Linked DNA regions of Homo sapiens: region 1 is linked to region 2. A link is an interaction called in ENCODE POLR2A ChIA-PET data of the cell type or tissue named here. Cell type or tissue: OCI-LY7. All regions are shown on one strand. Region 1 holds the start of LOC105371378 (a long non-coding RNA gene). Region 2 overlaps CRISPLD2 (cysteine rich secretory protein LCCL domain containing 2).

Region 1 (5,000 bases), 86 kb after region 2:
ACACACGTCTAAATGTGTAAAAAGCCACTGAGGTGTACACGTGCGATTTGTGCACTTTGCCATACACACACACACACGCACACACACTCTCTCTCTATCACACACCAGATCCACAGCATTCCCCAGCAAAGCCATGGCTCATGGTTTTGTGTTCCATCACCTCCCGCGCCCCTCTCATTTAAATAGGACAGAACATCTGAGTCAATGCATCCCTTTTACTAAGTGAAATGAAAGAGTTTGGCTCGCGGGGATTCCAAGGCAAATCTGAACCATATGAACATGCAGACTCATGGTAGACACTTGGCTCTTGCACAGCTTCCTCCAGCCCGCCGCCGTCGCGGTGAGCGAGCACACGCAGGCAGCAGCAATGACGGGCGCCTGAGGCTTTATGGGCCCTGGCATCACTGCTGTCCAGAGCTCATCATTTCCGTGAAAAAGGTGCCGGGCCCAGCCCGTCCCTGTTGCTCCATCAGCCGCAAACCTGCCTCAGGATGTCAACAACTGGGCAGCGTCCAGAGACCCAGGGGCTCCTCTGCTCAGTGGGCCAGTGGGTCAGTCTCGAGGAGCTGACCGTGGTTTGTGCTTGCGTTCCATGCACGACCTGACTCAATCTAGTCCAGGGCAAAACTGGGCTGGAGTAACGCCCTGGCCAGACGCTGCAGAAGATGTTTTGCTGTGGCTGCCACTCCTTGGAGAAAAAGCAAATTTGGAAGCTTTGACCCAAGAGGTGGAATGGCTGCTTATTTATTCTCATTTTCTCTCTTTTTTTTTTTTTTTGAGATGGAGTCTCACTCTGTCGCCCAGGCTGGAGTGCAGTGGCGCAATCTCAGCTCACTGCAACCTCAGCCTCCCAGGTTCAAGAGATTTTCCTGCCTCAGCCACCAGAGTAGCTGGGATTACAGGCGTGTGCCACCACTCCTGGCTAATTTTTGTATTTTTCGTAGAGACGGGGGTTTCACCATGTTGGCCAGGCTGGTCTTGAACTCCTGACCTCAGATGATCCACCCGCCTCGGCCTCCCAAAGTGCTGGGATTACAGGCGTAATGAGGCTCAGCCTTATTTTCTTTCAGTGAATTTTATTTTCTCTTTGGCTCATATTAATATACTGTCACCATGAGAATTAACGAGACCAGAATGCTGAAACAGATTTGGCTTCAGGAGGAAAAGACTCCGAAGTCAAAGTCAAGGTGGGTTTGCTGTATAACCTTCAGGCACTGAAGACCTGAGCCATACAGCTTGTGAACGTCAGACGGGCTTTCAAGCCGCATAGAAGACATCTTCACATTTCCAAAATGAATTTCTAAAATGCAAACCATACCTCAACACCGAAACCTTCAGAATTCCAGGGTAAACTCTGCTTTAAATGTAAATTGCAGAAAAGAAATAGAGACCCACTCCCAGCAGAGATGACAGGGCTAGGGTTGAGGACGCTGATTTCAGGGGCTGGTAATGACCAAGAGCAGCCTAGCATCGTGGCCTGGCCATCGCCACAGGGCTGTCTCCCTGGAAAGATGAGGCCAAAACAAAGCCACCCCCACGCCCTCCACCTCCCTGCTCATTCCTTCTCACTCTCCCCTCTCTTCTCAGTTGCTTCTCCCCTCTACATTTTCCTTTTATTACTGTTTTTAACTTTTTTTTTTTTTTTTTTTTTAGTAGAGACAAAGTCTCATTATTTCACCCAGGCTGGGGTCAAACTCCTGGACTCAAATGATCCTCCTGCCTTGGGCTCCCAGAGTGTTGGGATTACAGGCATGAGCCGCCTGCCTAGCTCACATTTTCCTTCTCCTGACCTTCTCTTCCATTTCCTTTACCTGCTTAGCCTCACCCTTTCCATCCCCTAACTGGCCTCAATACAGAGTCAAAGCATACTTTCAGTTGTTTGCTGTATTTACCAAATGAAGTGTGTGTTTTCTTCTCAGTTATAAACGTGGGTGGGTTGAAGCTTTATCGTTCTATTCCTTTGCAAACAAATCTTAGGTTGCTGCAAATCTGAGGTTGGATGCCGGCTTTGAATGGTTCTTCTTGTGCACTAGTGACTGTGAGTATTTTTAAAAGTCCCATTGTAGATGGAAAGGAGGGGACTTCCAGGAAAGCAGAGGGAATGCACATGCAGCCAGCTCTGGAGGACGTGTCTGAGTAAAAGGAAGACAGCAGAGGGAAAGGCTTCCTAGCTCCTCTGGGATAACTGGCTCTGGAACAGTCTTCACCTGGTTGCCCAATATACCCTCGTGCTGTTTTTCGGTGGGAACTTAGGAGTGAATGTCTGTCTACCCTGGTGGTCCCTGACCAGACAGGACACACTCTCTCAGTGCTGAACTAGCACTGTCTGGCTTGATCAGAGTACCCAGAACAGCCAGGAGGGCTGGGATTCTAATGAGGGATAGGGCAGGCAGGGGCAGAGGTCCAGGTAGGCGCGTGACCAAGGTCCCGAAGGCTGGCTGCCCAGAATCGAGGCCCCAGCCCCAGGCCCTCCTGGGTGCTCCCTAAGGGCCTGCTCTGCCAGGGCTCCCTGGTGTGCTTCCTGCCCAGGAGGGCACAACCAGCGGGCAGCTATGGTCATCACTCATGTGCACCTGTGGGCGCACTGCTGAGGGTCCCTGTTCAGACCTCACTAGGCGTGGTGTCGCATCTGCCAGAGTGGACGCTGCGATGTCAGGCAGGTGGTACATTCACTGGGCACGGACTGCAGCCCCTCCTCCCCCAGGCATGGCAGGGGCCCTCTGAGGAGTGCCAGGGCCACCGTGACTGAGCATCAGCTGTGCTAATGGATCACACCTGCTACCTTGCTTACTCCTGCCCCTGGGCCTAGGTGACAGGGCCTAGGTGACAGTGCCACTCCCAGCCACTACCCAGAGGAGGCACCAGGCCACCTGTCCAAGGTCATGTGGCTGGTTCACAGCAGGTGAGGATGGAATGCAGGCACCCGACTATTTAATCACTGTGCTACTTTGCTCTTTTTTTTTTTTTTGCTTTAATGCTGCAAGCACTGAGGCGTCATGCACATCTTTTTCCTTCTGTTCCTCTGCAATATCCACTGGGCTCTGTCTGCCATTCCAGTTTACTCCTAAGCACCAGTGATGACCTCGTCAAGCAGGGTGGGCTGCAGGGAGATGACAGCGGGTATGAAAGGGTGTGAACACCCGCCTGCAGCACAGAGGAGGGGCCCCAAGCATAGGTGCTGGGCAGGTGCCAAGTCCCCAACTGCACAATGTAGACAGAAACTATGCATGGGCTTGGCAGAGGACCAAATGCCTGGCAAAAGCTCAGCAGCAGCCCTGGCCTGCAGAAAGCCCTGTGTGTTTGCTGTTAATCTCTCTCAAATGAAAGGTGCCAAACCTTTAGCCAGAGGAGGAAGTGTCCTGGAGGGGGGATGGAGGCAGGAAAGCTGGAGGGAGGTGCTGGTGGGGGGAGGCCCACAGGAACACCCTAAGGTAGCCACCGAGGGTGCTGCTGTGGGCTGCCGGTCCCCTGTAGCTCAACATCTGATATCCATGGACACACTCCAGGTCTCAGACCCTAGCCTTGGAAGCAGGCCCGGCTGCACCCTTCTTTCGGTCACAGCAGAGGACCCCACTGAAGACTGCACTCCGGCGCAGTGAGGTGCGGCCTCCCAGTGTGGCAGGGAGCATTTGTAGCCACAGGAAACAGGGACATCTTCCTAGAGAGTGAACTTTACTCATTGCAAAGCTAATATACTTTTTCAAAAATATGACAATTAATTTTTTTTTGAGACCAAGTGTCACTCGGTCGCCCAGGCTGGAGTGCAGTGGCGCAATCTCAGATCACTGCAACCTCTGCCTCCCGGGTTCAAGGGATTTTCCTGCCTCAGTCTCCCAAGTAGCTGGGACTACAGGTGCATGCCACCATGCCTGGCTAATTTTTGTATTTTTAGTAGAGATGGGGTTTCACCATGTTGGCCAGGCTGGTCTCCAACTCCCGAGTTCAGGCAGTCAGCCTGCCTCAGCCACCCAAAGTGTGGGGATCACAGGCATGAGCCACCACACAGCCAAAAATATGACACATTTTATGTCACTGTATTAGCCCTAAGGGGGCGCCGCTCACCTGCCAGGATGCCAAGGGTGCATATTTCAATGGAAAATTGAGGCACTGACTTCTCTCTGCAGAGCCCAGGAGTAAACTGTATGTGATAAAATAAGACAAGAATGTCAGGGTCTCTTGCCAGCCCCATGGGTATCAGAAGCTCTACTTTAAGCAGCAATAAATAAGTGGTTACCTGTGCAGAGAGGGACAGACAGGTCAGCTGCGCTGAGTCCCAGACCTGTGTCTTCTGATGGAAACAGGAGGAATGAGGCAGAGACGGGGTCCTCAGATCTGGAAGGCAATCAGCACCTTACAGGGAGGCTTTCAGTCTTTTAAAGCAGAGGAAGAATTTTTTTGTTAAATCAAATGGAGAATACCATCATACTCAGAAAATAGGCAAAAATAATTGCTTTCTTTGAAGGACACGTGGGAAGTCCAAGGTCAGGGTTATTAGACCCGACCCAAGAAAGCCAAGGCTATACCTCGAAAACCAGGGCACGTGGCCTGATCCCATGAACCAAAACACACTCCAGAGGGGTTGTTAAAAAAACAAAACCAAATAATAGGGGAAAAAGAAAGAAAAAAGACACAGAGTTAGATTTTGTCTAGTTCTCAAATGTGCCAACAACACAGGCACCCCTCAGAAAGTTCCTATCAGGGGACTTTTCAAATACACAAACACAACTGAGCAGTGTATTGGCTTGAAACAGGCAGCATAAATGAAGCTACTCTAATGTTTTCGTTATTAGAAAATCAAACAATAAACACTTTCCCCCAAAACAGAGCAAGAACTTAAACGGGAGTCTATGAGAAAATGAAAGGGATAAAAGTTTTTATAGGTCGTCCGCGGTGGCTCACACCTGTGATCCCAGCACTTTGGGAATTCGAGGTGGGTGGATCCCTTGAGGCCAGGTGTTCAAGACCATCCTGGCCAACATGGTGAAACCCTATCTCTACTA
Region 2 (5,000 bases):
TAGCTGGACATGGTGGCGGGTGCCTGTAATCCCAGCTACTCAGGAGGCTAAGGCAGGAGAATCACTTGAACCCATGAGGAGGAGGTTGCAGTGAGCTGAAATTGCGCCACTGCACTCCAGGCTGGGCGACAGAGAGAGACTCCATCTCAAAAAATAACAAAATAAAAAATAAAATAAAAAAAGCAAGGGTGTCTAATCTTTTGGCTTCCCTAGGCCACACTGGAAAAAGAATTGTCTTGGGCTACAGATAAAATATACTAACACTAATGATAGCTGATGAGCTACAAAAAAAAAAAAAAAAAAAAAAAGTCCATGCATAAATCTCATGTTTCTCATGTTTACAAATTTGTGTTGGGCACATTCAGAGTCGTCCTGGGCTACATGCAGCCCATGGGCTGTGGGTTGGACAAGCTTGATTTAAAGGCACAGAAATATATTCCTGACACACACACACACACACACACATATGTATATATTTTTTTGAGACAGGGTCTTGCTCTGTCACCCAGGCTGGAGTGTAGTGGCATGAACATGACTCATTGCAGCCTCAAGTTTCCAGGCTCAAGCAACCCTCCCATCTCAGACTCCGAAGTAGCTGAGATACAGGTGTGTGCCACCCTGCCCAGCTAATTTTGTGTGTTTTTTGCAGAGACAGGGTCTTGCTGTGTTGCCAGGGCTGGTCTCAAACTCCTGGGCTCAAGCAATCCTCCCGCCTCAGTCTCCCAAAGTGCTGAGATTACAGGTGTCAGCTGCTGCATCAGCCAGACACATAATTATTTAAGAAAAAAATTAGGTTACCAAATTGTATGTAACTCCATTTCAAGTTTTAAAAGTCATCGATGTATATATTACCAATGTACATACTTTGAATATGTAGAGAAAACAAACTGGAATATTTGCCAAAGTGTTCACGATGGTTATCTCTGGCTGCTGGAATTTAGGTCATCACTACAAAAAAATGTTCCACTCCGTGTTTAAATTATCTGGAATAAACAGGCATTCTTTTTGCAATAAGAAAAAAAACTACTACATATTTTAATAAAGATATCTAACTAGAACTTTTGCATGAGGGCAAATGATAAGAGTTGCTGTCCCAAAACAAAGGCATGGTCTGCCGGCAGAGCTCCGGGGAGGAAGCTGGAATGGCTCCTACATCCTTGCTTGCCTGAGATTATTCTAGTCAAGGGCACAGTGTGGGCAGCTATGATCCATCCCTTCACTTCTGGTTGGAGTGTGCTCGCCCATCGTGCATCCCACCTTCCAAATGAACATACACTAAGCAATGTAAAAAGCTGGGCCAGAGATGGCAAGTAAGTGCCACACACTTCCCTTCACTTCCCTCTCTTGCTCATGGCAGACATTACTAATCTATCAAGCTCTGTTTTCCACTAAGCCCAGATGGAGGCCTCAGAATCCTTCTTAACACAACACTCCAGGTAGCCATTACCAATCGACAGAAAGTGGCACTCCCAGTGAAACCTCTCAGCCACTTTAGCCCCAGGCATCAGTATGTCTGTGACATTCAGCTGGCAACCTCAGCCCTGTGTTTCTGGTTCAGTGATCTCAGGCCAATTTCCAGTCCAGATATTCTTAGAAGCTGGTTAAAGAGATGACGTCTTGAAAAAGGCTTGACAATGATGAGAACCATAATGTTCACACGCATGATAAACATTAAATCAGCGACTAAAGGAAGTGAAATTTCCAGGAAAATCTGAGATAACCCAGGTATTATGGTCGCAAAAGAGACTGGCTAGCTTACCTTTCACTTTTGACACCATGAATGAGCTGGAAGGTTTGTATTTGCTGTTTAAAAAAAAAAAAAAAAAAAACGGGCATTAGGTAAATGCAAATAGAATTGCTTCTAAAAGTGAACGCTTGCTCCTATACTTATCTTATTTGCAGTCTCGACTTCACACTTTTCTACTTGTTTCCTATCAGCCTGAGAGCTCTTAGAATGTTCTAGACCAGGGCATCTTAACTTTTTTTGTACCAAGGACTCTTCTGGTAGCCTGGTGAGGCCTATAGATCCCTTCTAAGAATAATGGTTTTCAAATGTATAAGATAAATTTAATCTAACCACAGCTGCAAAATAAAGAAATTTTAAGAAGATAAATTTAAAACATTACAAAGAAGTTATTATTAATATCATGATCAAATTATAAAAACACATTTGCATTAGAGTTAGAGCTGTGGGTTTTTTTTTTGTTTTTTTTTTTGTTGTTGTTGTTTTCTTTTTTTTTTTTTTGAGACGGAGTTTTGCTGTGTTGGCCAGGCTGGAGTGCAGTGACACTATCTTAGCTCACTGCAACCTCTGCCTCGGCCTCAAGCGGTTCTTCTGCCGTAGCCTCCTGAGAGTAGCTGGGATTACAGGTGCCTGCCACCACGCCTGGCTAACTTTTGTATTTTTAGTAGAGACGGACTTTCACCATGTTGGTCAGGCTGGTCTTGAACTCCTGACCTCAGGTGATCCACCTGCCTCTGCCTCCCAAAGTGCAGGTGTGAGCCACCACGCCCGGCCTGTGTGGTATTTTTCAAAATTTCAACAACACCGTCATAAACAGGAAAACCGTTTCACAGAGCCCCGATCACAGAGTAGTTACCTGAGGGACTGCACGCCGTGTCTCTCAGACTTCACGAAGAAGGGGACCTTCCCGTTCCTGGTGATATCCACCAGGCCTCCCTTGTCATCCAGGATCCCGTAGTGGATGGCGGCGCGGCATATGCTAGACGACTGGCGGGAAGGGAAGAGAAGACCAGAGGCACATTCTCAACCTCTGTCAGCAAGTTTCACCAGAAATACCCAAACATTTGTCCTCAACTCACTAAAAGCCTGAAGGACAGGCCAAAGCTCACTCTGCTCCTGCCTCTCGCCTCTGTCTGTAACCACATATTTGTTCCTGGGGTTGCTTACCTTAAAAACTCATCTGAGTTGCTTTACAAACTAAGAAGAGTGACAAACATCCCTTTCTCCCTGCTCGGTCCAGTGTGTGAATGCTCAGTCTAAGACGGAGACTGGCCTTCAGGAGGATTGGTCCCCGAAAGTGGCTTTGCTAGTTTGTAAGCCCATAAATATACACCCGCCCCAGTTCTAGAAATGCCAGGTTTGACTAAGGAGTGGAAAGAAAATCTTTTCCTACTAAAGCCAACCACCTGCTTTAAACATATGCAACAGGATCCCACACAAGCCATTGAGAGGAGGACTGGCCACACTCACGCTTTCATAGAACAGAGTTCCAAAGATCTTCGCCTTGTGGTTCAGGCAGCCTGCTGGGCACTGGTACCTGACGAGGAAGAAATAAAATGATGTTCAGAGATAAGCACGTTGATTACATCTCACAATGAGTTTATCATTTTTTTCATCGATGGCTCTATTACTAAATATAGAAAAGCTTCATTCATGTGGATTCCATTGTTTTTGGACAAGTCAGACTTTACCCAGGCGCAGACTGATTCACGCAAGCACAATACAGTCGTCCCTCGGTATCCGTGGGGGATTGGTTCCAGAACTTCCCTAGGATACCAAAGTCTGCAGATGCTCGAGTCCCTTATGTAAAGTGTCCTAGTATTTGCGTATAACCTTTGCATCTTTTCCCATATGCTTTAAAACATCTCTAGATTACTTATAATACCTACCACAAGGTAAACGCTATGTAGATAGTTGTTACACTGTATTGTTTTTAAAATTTGTATCAGTTTTTTATTATTATACTGTAATACCACACACTTTTTAAGAAATATATTTTTGATCTGCAGTTGGTTGAATTTGAGGTTGGTTGAATCAGAGGCCGGTTGAATCCACAGAAATAGAAGGTCAACCATAGTCTTTTTTTTTTTTTTTTTTTTTTTTTTTTTCTCATTTGAAAAAAAACAAGGCCAGGCACAGTGGCTCACACCTGTAATCCCAGCACTTTGGGAGGCCAAGGCAGGTGGATCACCTGAGGTCAGGAGTTCAAGACCAGCCTGGCCAAGATGGCAAAAACCCATCTCTACTAAAAATATAAAAATTAGCCGCGTGTGGTGGCAGGCACCTGTAGTCCCAGCTACTTGGGAGGCTGAGGCAGGAAAGTCACTTGAACCCTGGAGGCAGAGGTTACAGTGAGCAAAGATCGTGCCACTGCACTCCAGCCTGGGCAACAGAGCAAGACTCAGTCTCAACAAACCAACAAACAAACAAACAAAACCCCAAGAAAGAGTCTGACTCCATCACGCAGGCTGGAGTGCAGCAGCGCAATCACAGCTCACTGTAGCCTCAACTTCCTGGGCTCAGGTGATCCTCCCACCTCAGTCTCCCAAGTAGCTGGGACTACAGGTGTGCACAACCACACCCAACTAATTTTGGGGGTTTTGCCATGTTGCCCAGGCTGGTTTCGAACTCCTGGGCTCAAGCAATCCACCCACCTTGACCTCCCAAGGTGCTGAGGTTACAGGCACAAGCCACCATGCCTGGCCTGCAAGGATTTTTTAATAGGGTAAAACTCAATGATGGTGTTGCTGTTCATGGAAGTGTAAATCACTCTAATGTTTAAGAAAATCTTTAAGAAAGACTTAAACATTCATATCCATTAGCTCTTCAGCTTCCCTTGTAAATATATATTCCAAGCAAAAAGTCAAGAAAGCCAGACCTGCAAGCATATCCCAACTATTTATTTATCATTTTTTAATTTTTGAGACAGAGTCTCATTCTGTCACCCAGGCCAGAGTGCACCAGTACACCTCGGCTCATTGCAGCCTCCACCTCCCAGGTTCAAGCGATTCTTGTGCCTCAGCCTCCCGAGTAGCTGGGACTATAGGCATATGCCACCATGTCCAGCTAATTTTTGTATTTCTAGTAGAGACAGGGTTTCGCCAGTTGCCCAGGCTGGTCTCAAACTCTTGGCCTTAAGTGATCCACCCGCCTCGGCCTCCCAAAGTGCTGGGATTACAGGCTTGAGCCACCGTACCTGGCCGCAACTGTTTATAATGGTGAAAAGCTGGAAATAAGCCAGCAGGTGGCAAAGCAA

The links. Peaks named below come from ENCODE experiments on the same cell type or tissue, not always from the same donor. Only the 100,000 strongest peaks of a DNase experiment are listed, where the experiment ranks them.
Region 1: POLR2A ChIA-PET joins it to region 2 with 8 read pairs; 4 of 35 experiments call an interaction of 5 or more read pairs at or near these places.

Annotation. Positions count from the first base shown.
Region 1 is chr16:84,784,550-84,789,549 of GRCh38, reverse strand. It overlaps LOC105371378 (a long non-coding RNA gene), which reads right to left and starts at 4,954. Exons shown (of 3, transcript XR_001752293.2): 1 at 4,235-4,954; 2 at 4,063-4,138. In OCI-LY7, a CTCF peak has its summit at 4,052 (motif pointing right); no DNase peak of the experiment used is centred here.
Region 2 is chr16:84,870,723-84,875,722 of GRCh38, reverse strand. CRISPLD2 (cysteine rich secretory protein LCCL domain containing 2) reads right to left here. Exons shown (of 15, transcript NM_031476.4): 9 at 3,215-3,281; 10 at 2,601-2,731; 11 at 1,760-1,803. Among named protein-coding and RNA genes, the nearest start is that of CRISPLD2, 53 kb to the right of the region's middle. In OCI-LY7, no CTCF peak of the experiment used is centred here; DNase peaks (open chromatin) are centred at 1,482, 1,931, 2,332 and 2,532; H3K4me3 peaks cover 737 bases; H3K27ac peaks cover 2,654 bases.